3 separate regions of the Homo sapiens genome follow, and regions 1 and 3 are each linked to region 2. The links are chromatin loops, found by intact Hi-C in ENCODE. Cell type or tissue: mammary epithelial cell. All regions are shown on one strand. Region 1 has its middle 11 kb from the start of OSR1. Region 2 holds the start of LOC105373461 (a long non-coding RNA gene). Region 3 has its middle 68 kb from the start of LINC00954.

The links. Hi-C counts contacts between places; a loop is a spot of excess contacts. Peaks named below come from ENCODE experiments on the same cell type or tissue, not always from the same donor. Only the 100,000 strongest peaks of a DNase experiment are listed, where the experiment ranks them.
Region 1: it touches region 2 in a loop (5-fold over the local background); 2 of 110 quality-filtered maps call a loop at or near these places.
Region 3: it touches region 2 in a loop (2.3-fold over the local background); 2 of 110 quality-filtered maps call a loop at or near these places.

The regions. Positions count from the first base shown.
Region 1 is chr2:19,368,509-19,371,008 of GRCh38, reverse strand. No RefSeq gene overlaps it. Among named protein-coding and RNA genes, the nearest start is that of OSR1, 11 kb to the right of the region's middle. RefSeq lists a silencer at 1,287-1,581. In mammary epithelial cell, a CTCF peak has its summit at 1,471; no DNase peak of the experiment used is centred here.
Region 2 is chr2:19,710,753-19,713,252 of GRCh38, reverse strand. It overlaps LOC105373461 (a long non-coding RNA gene), which reads right to left and starts at 1,560. Exons shown (of 2, transcript NR_188370.1): 1 at 1,411-1,560. In mammary epithelial cell, no CTCF peak of the experiment used is centred here; a DNase peak (open chromatin) is centred at 1,552; H3K27ac peaks cover 1,528 bases.
Region 3 is chr2:19,799,545-19,802,044 of GRCh38, reverse strand. No RefSeq gene overlaps it. Among named protein-coding and RNA genes, the nearest start is that of LINC00954, 68 kb to the left of the region's middle. In mammary epithelial cell, a CTCF peak has its summit at 1,533; a DNase peak (open chromatin) is centred at 444.

The sequences.
Region 1 (2,500 bases), 340 kb after region 2:
TTCCTCTTTTTAAACAATCAATAGGAACACTCTGTTCCTAGGTAGAGAATACAAGTATGGTTCTAAATCAAAGAGAATTTATAGAAATCTGCAGTAAGGAGTCTAATATGTCAGGTGCTTAAAGTTCTTCAACCATGGCCTGTTAAAGGGAACAACTATAACTAAACGACTTTACAATTTATCACAGAAACCAGGACAATTGCGTCTGGGACAAAAACAAGACAAGATCCTAGGAAAGCCAGTGTGAATGAGGATCGTCTAGGAAAACTGGCACTCTTGATCTGTGTATCAGTTGGGGTCCAGTCAGGACAACAGAAACCACACTAGGCATTTCAACAGAGAGAATTTAATATAGAAGATGGGTTAAACTGGTCCAAGAAAGCAAACTGGGAGCACTAGGGAAAGGGTGGGGAAACAAAGGCAAAGATTGTGGGTGTCAGCATCTAGAAGCTCAGAGGACGAACCCTGTAGGACTGGGCTCAGCCCTCTGAGGAGGCAGCACATCCTTGCTGCTTCTGGGTGGCTCAGGAAGTCTATAGGAAGTCCATGGAGTAGAGGTTCAGCTCTCTGAGGACAGTTATTGCCCCACTGGGGAGGGCACCTTCCTAGGGCATGATGAGATTGGTTCTGGGAGTGCTGAAAGAAGTTGAAGATTGGAACCAACTGGCGATGCTAAGTGAAAGTCCATCGCTAGAGGCCAACCCCTGGTTGCTGCTCCCATGCCCCTATTTGCAAAATCTAAGAGAAAGTCATCTGACAGAGGAAAACTTTAGCCTGCAGATCCCAGCCCTGGTGTCACACAGCAGAGCGTAGAAATGTGGACTTGGAACTGAGCAACACTGGCGTAATAATGGGCACAGTTGTTCTTATTGTACTTGCAGCACCAGGCTTGAGAACGGTTCTGATTTTGAGGAGGAAATTCTCCTAAAAGATCCTTCAGCTCAATAAGTGATAAAAATCACAGTCTAGTCTGCAGAAGAAAATAGGATTTATCAGTTATTCCCTTTGTGCCACGAACTTTACAAACGTTAGTTCATTAATCACAATAATCCCATAGAACTTGTGTTCATCCTGTTTTTACAGATGAGGAAACTGAAGTTTCAGGTGGTTAAGCTGTTTGCCCAAAAACAAGTAGCTGGGGAGAGGCATGTTCTAGAGACATGGACTAGAAGCCTGTCTCTTTCCACCACCTCTTGGTCTTTCTAGGGAGGAAGCTGCTTCTTTACAGGGCTGAGGCCCATGATCCTGGATGGAGGGGCAATGGCTGGACCACTCCTGGAGGCCCTGGGCCAAGTGACCTCTGCTGGCCACTGGTTTCTGGAAAGCTCATCCCCAAAAGGTTTTCCATCCTTTGAGTTCACACCTAGCCAGACTCAAAACCTAAAGTGATTTATTCCCACTAAATGCTGGCCTCACACCCATGGGAAGAAGCCAAGACTTTGTTTGAATGAGCTCGCCATCTCTTGGAGAAAGCATCACGCTGCAGCCACCCATAGCTATGTTTTGGAGAGAGTGTGTTTGTGTGTCTGTTCATGTATTCATGTGTCTTATAAATTCAACCTTACTCAGTAGGATGGCATTCTTGGATAATAGACCTTTCAGCCAGAGGGCCAAAATTGCAAAGACAACAGTTATTTTTTGGCTGAATCAAGTTCTTCAGCCTTAGCTGAAGACGAAGGCAAATTGTGCCTGTGTTTTCTGGAAATGCTGATGCTGAGATGGGACCTTATTGAGGAATTCACCAAGGCCCAAGGGAACTGAGAAGATAAATGCTACCAGGCGGCTGCAACTTGAGCAAAATTCAAAAACAATAGAATGTCAACTGAAGATCATAGAGACTGTGGCAAGTATGACAGAAAGCAAGGGCAATGGCTAGGTCCTGAGACCAATGAGGATGTGGATAATGGGTGCTGGCACTACAAACACTGCTTTGAAAGAAGCTTGAAGAAAAGGAGGCAGATTCGGCACTCCCTACCCAGGACCCCAGCTCATCACTGAGGAAGAGGGAAATGCAGCCAGCGGTTTGGCAAACTGCCCTCCCCAAATACCCCTGTTCCAGCCTTCACAGTGGTTTCCTGAGCAGCTCGAGGCGGGCCAGGTATGGGTTTCTTCTGTCATGTCAGTGTTCTCACAGAGAGGGCTTTTGGGTCCTTTTGGAAAGTGACTTGGCTGGAGCCACACTCCTGCCAGTGTGGCAGCTGTTACCACTTATACCAGGAACATCTGGCTTGAAGATTGCAGTAAAAGTGACACTTGTCTACAGAGAAAAAATGTTGAAGTATACATTTTGGACATGAAGAAATAAGTAATGACATTTAATGTTTTCATAAAGCTGCTACACTGAAGAGCAATCATCCAAACCCCAGGCCCAGGCATGGGTGTATCTGTCTATTGCTGTGTGCCTGCAGGTCTATGAAAGGCTTTGTACCTGGAACATCACTGCCTGATGCAAGCTTTGTCCTCCCTCTGAAGACAAGCAACAAAGGGAGGCCCTTGGTAA
Region 2 (2,500 bases):
CCTGGGGCAACAGAGATGAATGGGTCTTGGTTCGAAGATACAGGAAAGTTTATCCTCTAGCAAAAGAGATTAAAAGGTAAACAGGTCTTTTTGATATAAGGTGATTAGTTGGGATGGAGGCAGGCCCAGGAATGTGGCAGGACAGAGGAAATATATTTCTGTGATGTGGGGCAGTCTTGGAAGGCTTCCTGGAGGAGGCAGAGAGAGAGAAAGAGAGAGAGAGCGAGCGAGCTCATGTGTGAAAGATGAATTGGCATGAATAGGAAAGGCCGCAGCAAAGGGTTGCTGAAGGGTAGCCAACTTATATGGTTTGAATGTGTGTCCTCACCAAATCTTATGTGGAATTGTAATCCCTGATGTTGGAGATGGGGCCTGGTGGGAGGTGACTGGGTCATGGGGGTGGATCTCTCATGGCTTGGGGCTAAAGGAGAGAAGGGCTGTCTTCTCAATAAGTGAATTATTACCATGTAATATGCAAGCACCTGCTTCGCCTTTTGCCATTGAGTAAAAGCTCCTTGAGGCCTCCCCAGAAGCCAAGCAGATGCCAACACCATGCTTCTTGTACAGCCTGCAGAACTGTGAGCCAATGAAACCTCTTTTCTTTATAAATTACCCAATCTCAGGTATTTCTTTATAGCAATGCAATAATGGCCTAACAAACCAACTACCCAGATTCACTGGGGCTTAGAGTCTTCCCAGGATGTGGGACTCTCAGTGCTAAAACTGAGATAGTTTTGGGCAAATTAAGATGGTAGGTCACCCTAGGTAGTAGAAGGGTCACAACTTTTACAGTTGGAAAGACCTGGATTCAAATCTCTGCTCTGCTACTTAAAAGCTGTACGACCCTAGGTAAATTGTTGAACCACTTTGAACCCTAATTTCCTTACCTAGAGGATATACAGGCCACCTTCTTAGGACTCTGCCTAGGTCAGTGTTATCAGTAAAAGGAAGTTATTATTTTAGATGGAAAAAGCAGTATTTTCAAACGCTAGGCAGAATATAGTTGGAGTAGAGCACAAAGAAGTGGGCGGTAAGAAGTTGGCTGGAAATAGAAGCAGGGGCCAGATCATGAGGAATTTAGAATGTTTTCCCTTAGAACAATGGTGGTTCACTAACTTAACTTTACAATATGAGTAAGGCAGTCAGATTCTTGTCTTAGAGAGATTGTCCTGGAAGTAGAGGGGAGCACATTTTTGAATCTGGAGGGAGAAGAGAGGGTAAGAATGATGCAGTAAAGTGATTACAAACAGGGAGTTATATTCTTAGAGAAAACAAGAGGCCACCAGCCAGCCCAGGATCACATCAGGGGCCCCAGTGGTTAAAAGGGACAGGAACCTCATCTTCTGAGGTCAGAGGCTGCTTGTTGGGTGCAGCTACATGCTGAGCTGGGTTGGAAGGTTATGTGCTTACCAAACAGATCTGACACCTGGGAAACTGTGTGCATGAGGATGACTTCATGAGCTCCTTGAGATATGTTTTGGGTCCTTTGGTTAATGGGCGTGTCCTTCCTCTCTTCTCTTCTTCCTTGGCTTCATCCTGCATGGGAGGCTTCTTGCCAGTGCTTTGTCGCTCATCATCTCCATGGCGATGGAACAATGGTATGGTAAACACATGACCTCACTGTGTAATTATGCAAAAGAGTGAGCAGAGAAAGGAAGCTTGGGGTTTGATGAGTCTAGTTAGGGAGGGAAATCTTCTGAATCAGATGCCTGTGAAGTGGGCCCTGGCCTTGGAAGAGGAAGAGGATGTGCTAGCCCCCCAGTTGAAATAACTTGGATCAGACTGCTCTTTGGAATCAGGAAGGACTTTCTGTAGATAATGATAAGCAGAAGAAGTTATAAAAGAGAACTGACTGGGTTGGCTAACCTCATACAAATAAGTTGTTTTTTGCATGTAAATGAAATAAATGAAAAGACAACAAATTTGAGAGATTCTTTAAGAATCTTTAAGAAGACTTTTTTTGAAAGCAAATTATAGTAATTAAAGAAAAAAAACCCTAGTAGAAAATGTGACAAAGGATATAATCAGAAAATTTATAATGGAAAAAAGTTTCATTCATTCATTCATCTTTTCAATAATGTATTGAGCCCTTCCTATGCAGCAAGTGTTACTCTATGTGCTGGAGATACAGCGATAAACAAAACAGGCAAAAATCCCTGCCCTCATGAAGTTTCCATACTTTCTGCTATTTTTCTTTATGTTTTCTTAATTAGTTTTTTTCTTAATTAGTTTTATTAACATCAATTCTAGATACTTTCTTTATTCATCTGGAATTATGCTCACATAAAATTGAGTTCAGAATTTATTCTCCCCCTCAAAATAAACCATTTACTTTAGTTAATGCTTTAACCATTAATTCTTCCTCTCCTCCCTGATGAATAATGCTCCTTTTATGAAATAATACATTTATTTTATAAAATAATGAATCTCTCTATTCATATGTTTGGAGCTGTATAGCCTGTCGAGTGATTTAATTCACAACTCTGATTGCAGCTCCCTA
Region 3 (2,500 bases), 89 kb before region 2:
AAACAGGGATGACAATTCTGACTCTGCAGGCTTATGGTAGGGCCTAGAGAAATACATGCACAATGACTATTCAGTGCCTGACATGTGGATTTCTATTAAATATTAAACACTCATTCAAGCAAAGCTGACTACCTAATCTTGTGCCTACTTTGATCAACGATCTCTGAAACATCCTTGCTTTTGGCGTCCCCTAGGTGAACGACCTCGGGAGAAACTAAGGCAGCTCAGGAGTTATAACAATGTTTAGGCCCAAAAATGGACTTGTTTTTAACTTTCCCACAAGGCACACTTACTAGAAAAAGTTGCGGAAAATTCGATGCTTGGTTTACAGTCCCAAGAACATGAAAAAGCTCTTCTGCCAGTTAAAAAAAAAAGATGGATGTTGTTTCTTGGAGAAGGAATGTCGTACAGTGGCTCAGGAGGAGACGGTGAGTCAGACGTGCTGAGAGCCGGGCCAGGCTGTCCCCTTGGTCTGGCCTCTGTGAGTCAGCACTGCCCACGAGACCCAGCGGGCAGCATGCCCAGAGGGCTGCAGAGCCAGGTGTGGTCCCTGGCGCGTGCAACAGCAGCTGGATGGTCCTATCACCCTCTCCTAGGACATCAGAGAATGTGTTCCTATGTCAGTATTGTCAGCTGTGGCCAACTTGGGCAGTTGCCGATAGGATCATGCCCCTCCTTTCTTTTTTTCTATATAGGGTCCTATTTCTAGATCAAACTCTCAACTTTCCTGTCCTACTTTAACTGCACATTCCTACAGCCAGCCCAGAAGTTTTTCTCCCACTTTTTGTCTTTGGGGACCTGTTGGTGGTGGCATTTGGTCTAGCAGAGGTCGGGCGGAAGAGAATGTTCTATTTTGGGGGCTTGAATGGTGAACAGTGAATGTACCTGCAGGAGAGCCTTCCAGCTGCCCCAAGGGTTCCAGACTGTAGAAAATCAGAATGCAGAAAGCCAGACATTGAAGTGATGAGAGGGAGAATGCCATGATGGTTGACAAGATGTCTGGGAAGGCTTCACAGGGGAGCGTCTTCCCAAGTAGGCTGTGGGAGGTGGACGCAGCAGGGAGGGCAGGCTATTAGGGGATCTGGTTCCAGGCCAGACTTAATGGCTGTGTGGCTTGAATATGGAGGTTGACCTCTCTGACCCTGGTGCTCCTCATCTGCAAAACGGGGTCAATAGTTCTTACCTCGCAAGGTTTTGCGAGCATCACCTTCAATAAAATAGTTTATGTAAAAGTACATTGTGATCTACAAATTTAAAAAATAAATGTTGGATGTTACTACTACCAGATAAGAAAGAAAAGATCAGAGAATAAGTGGCTTGCCAGAGGTCACATGGCTGGTATAGTGACAGCCAGGACCCAAACAGAAGTCTCTCCTTTCCTTTGTTCTGTGTTGTTTCAGTTTTTTTCCATCTGCGTGGAAGTCACTCACAGAATGTTTTAATTAGCTGGTGGCTTGGCTCAGGGTGTGGGTCTTTGTGGGTTAACTGGGTATGTTAGCCTCTCTGGCATGCAGCTTCTAGAAGTGGGCAGGTGTTAGCATGGCCTTCGAGAGGCCTGTCATGGGCAGGGGGTGCTGTGGCTCTGGGAAGAACTGTACTCCAGAGGTAGATTTCAGCTGCGAGTGCTGACTTGCCCCTTTCCAGCACCCCGCAGCTGGGATCTCCTGGTGGAGCTGGGATCTGGGGTTGGCCATGTCTGCCTAAGGGCAGGTTTGGAATCTGTTTCATGAAAACTCCCAGCATGGAGTGGTGGTCCTGATGGCAGCGGCAGGCTCATCCATTTGCATAGCATCAAATGGAAATGTCTAGATGAGCTGCCAGGAACCCTGGGGGCTGGTTGTCCCCTGGAGGCATGCTGCTGGATGGGCAGAAGGTTCATAGAGTGTGCTCCTGCCTGGTTCATTGCAGTCCTCCGAGTCAGGTGAGAGCACTTATATTTCCATAAGTACTGGAGGTAAACAACCTGGGACAGGGACTGGGGTTTGGGGAGGAGCAAGCCACCAGGCTTTCTCTAGGCCTGAGTGAGGCAGTGTGCCTTTTTCCCAGGATAGAGACAAGCTTCTGTCCTCGGACAATGCACAACCTCCTTTATACCAAAGGCTATTCCCTGGTCTTGCCTCCAGGCTTTTGCACTGCAGGGAGCCCGTCTTTGGGCTGCCCTCTGCACCCCTTCCCTATCCAGATCCTGTGTAGTGAAGGAGCGTGGGCTCTGGAATGAGATGCACTTGGGTTCAAATCCTATCTTTGACATTAACAGACCAGACAACCAGAGAACTTATCTCGACCTCAATTTCCTTATCAGTAAAATGGAATTTATACTTCCTATCTTCTAGGGTTTTAGTAAGGATGAGAGATAATGCATTTATATTGCCCAGTGCCCAGTAGATGCACAATAAACAGTCGCTGTCACCTTTGTCATTCAAGGTCCAGCCCCAGCGTTGCCTCCTCATGAACTCATCCGAGACTGGCTCCACCACCTCCCTTTCTCTGACCTGGATTC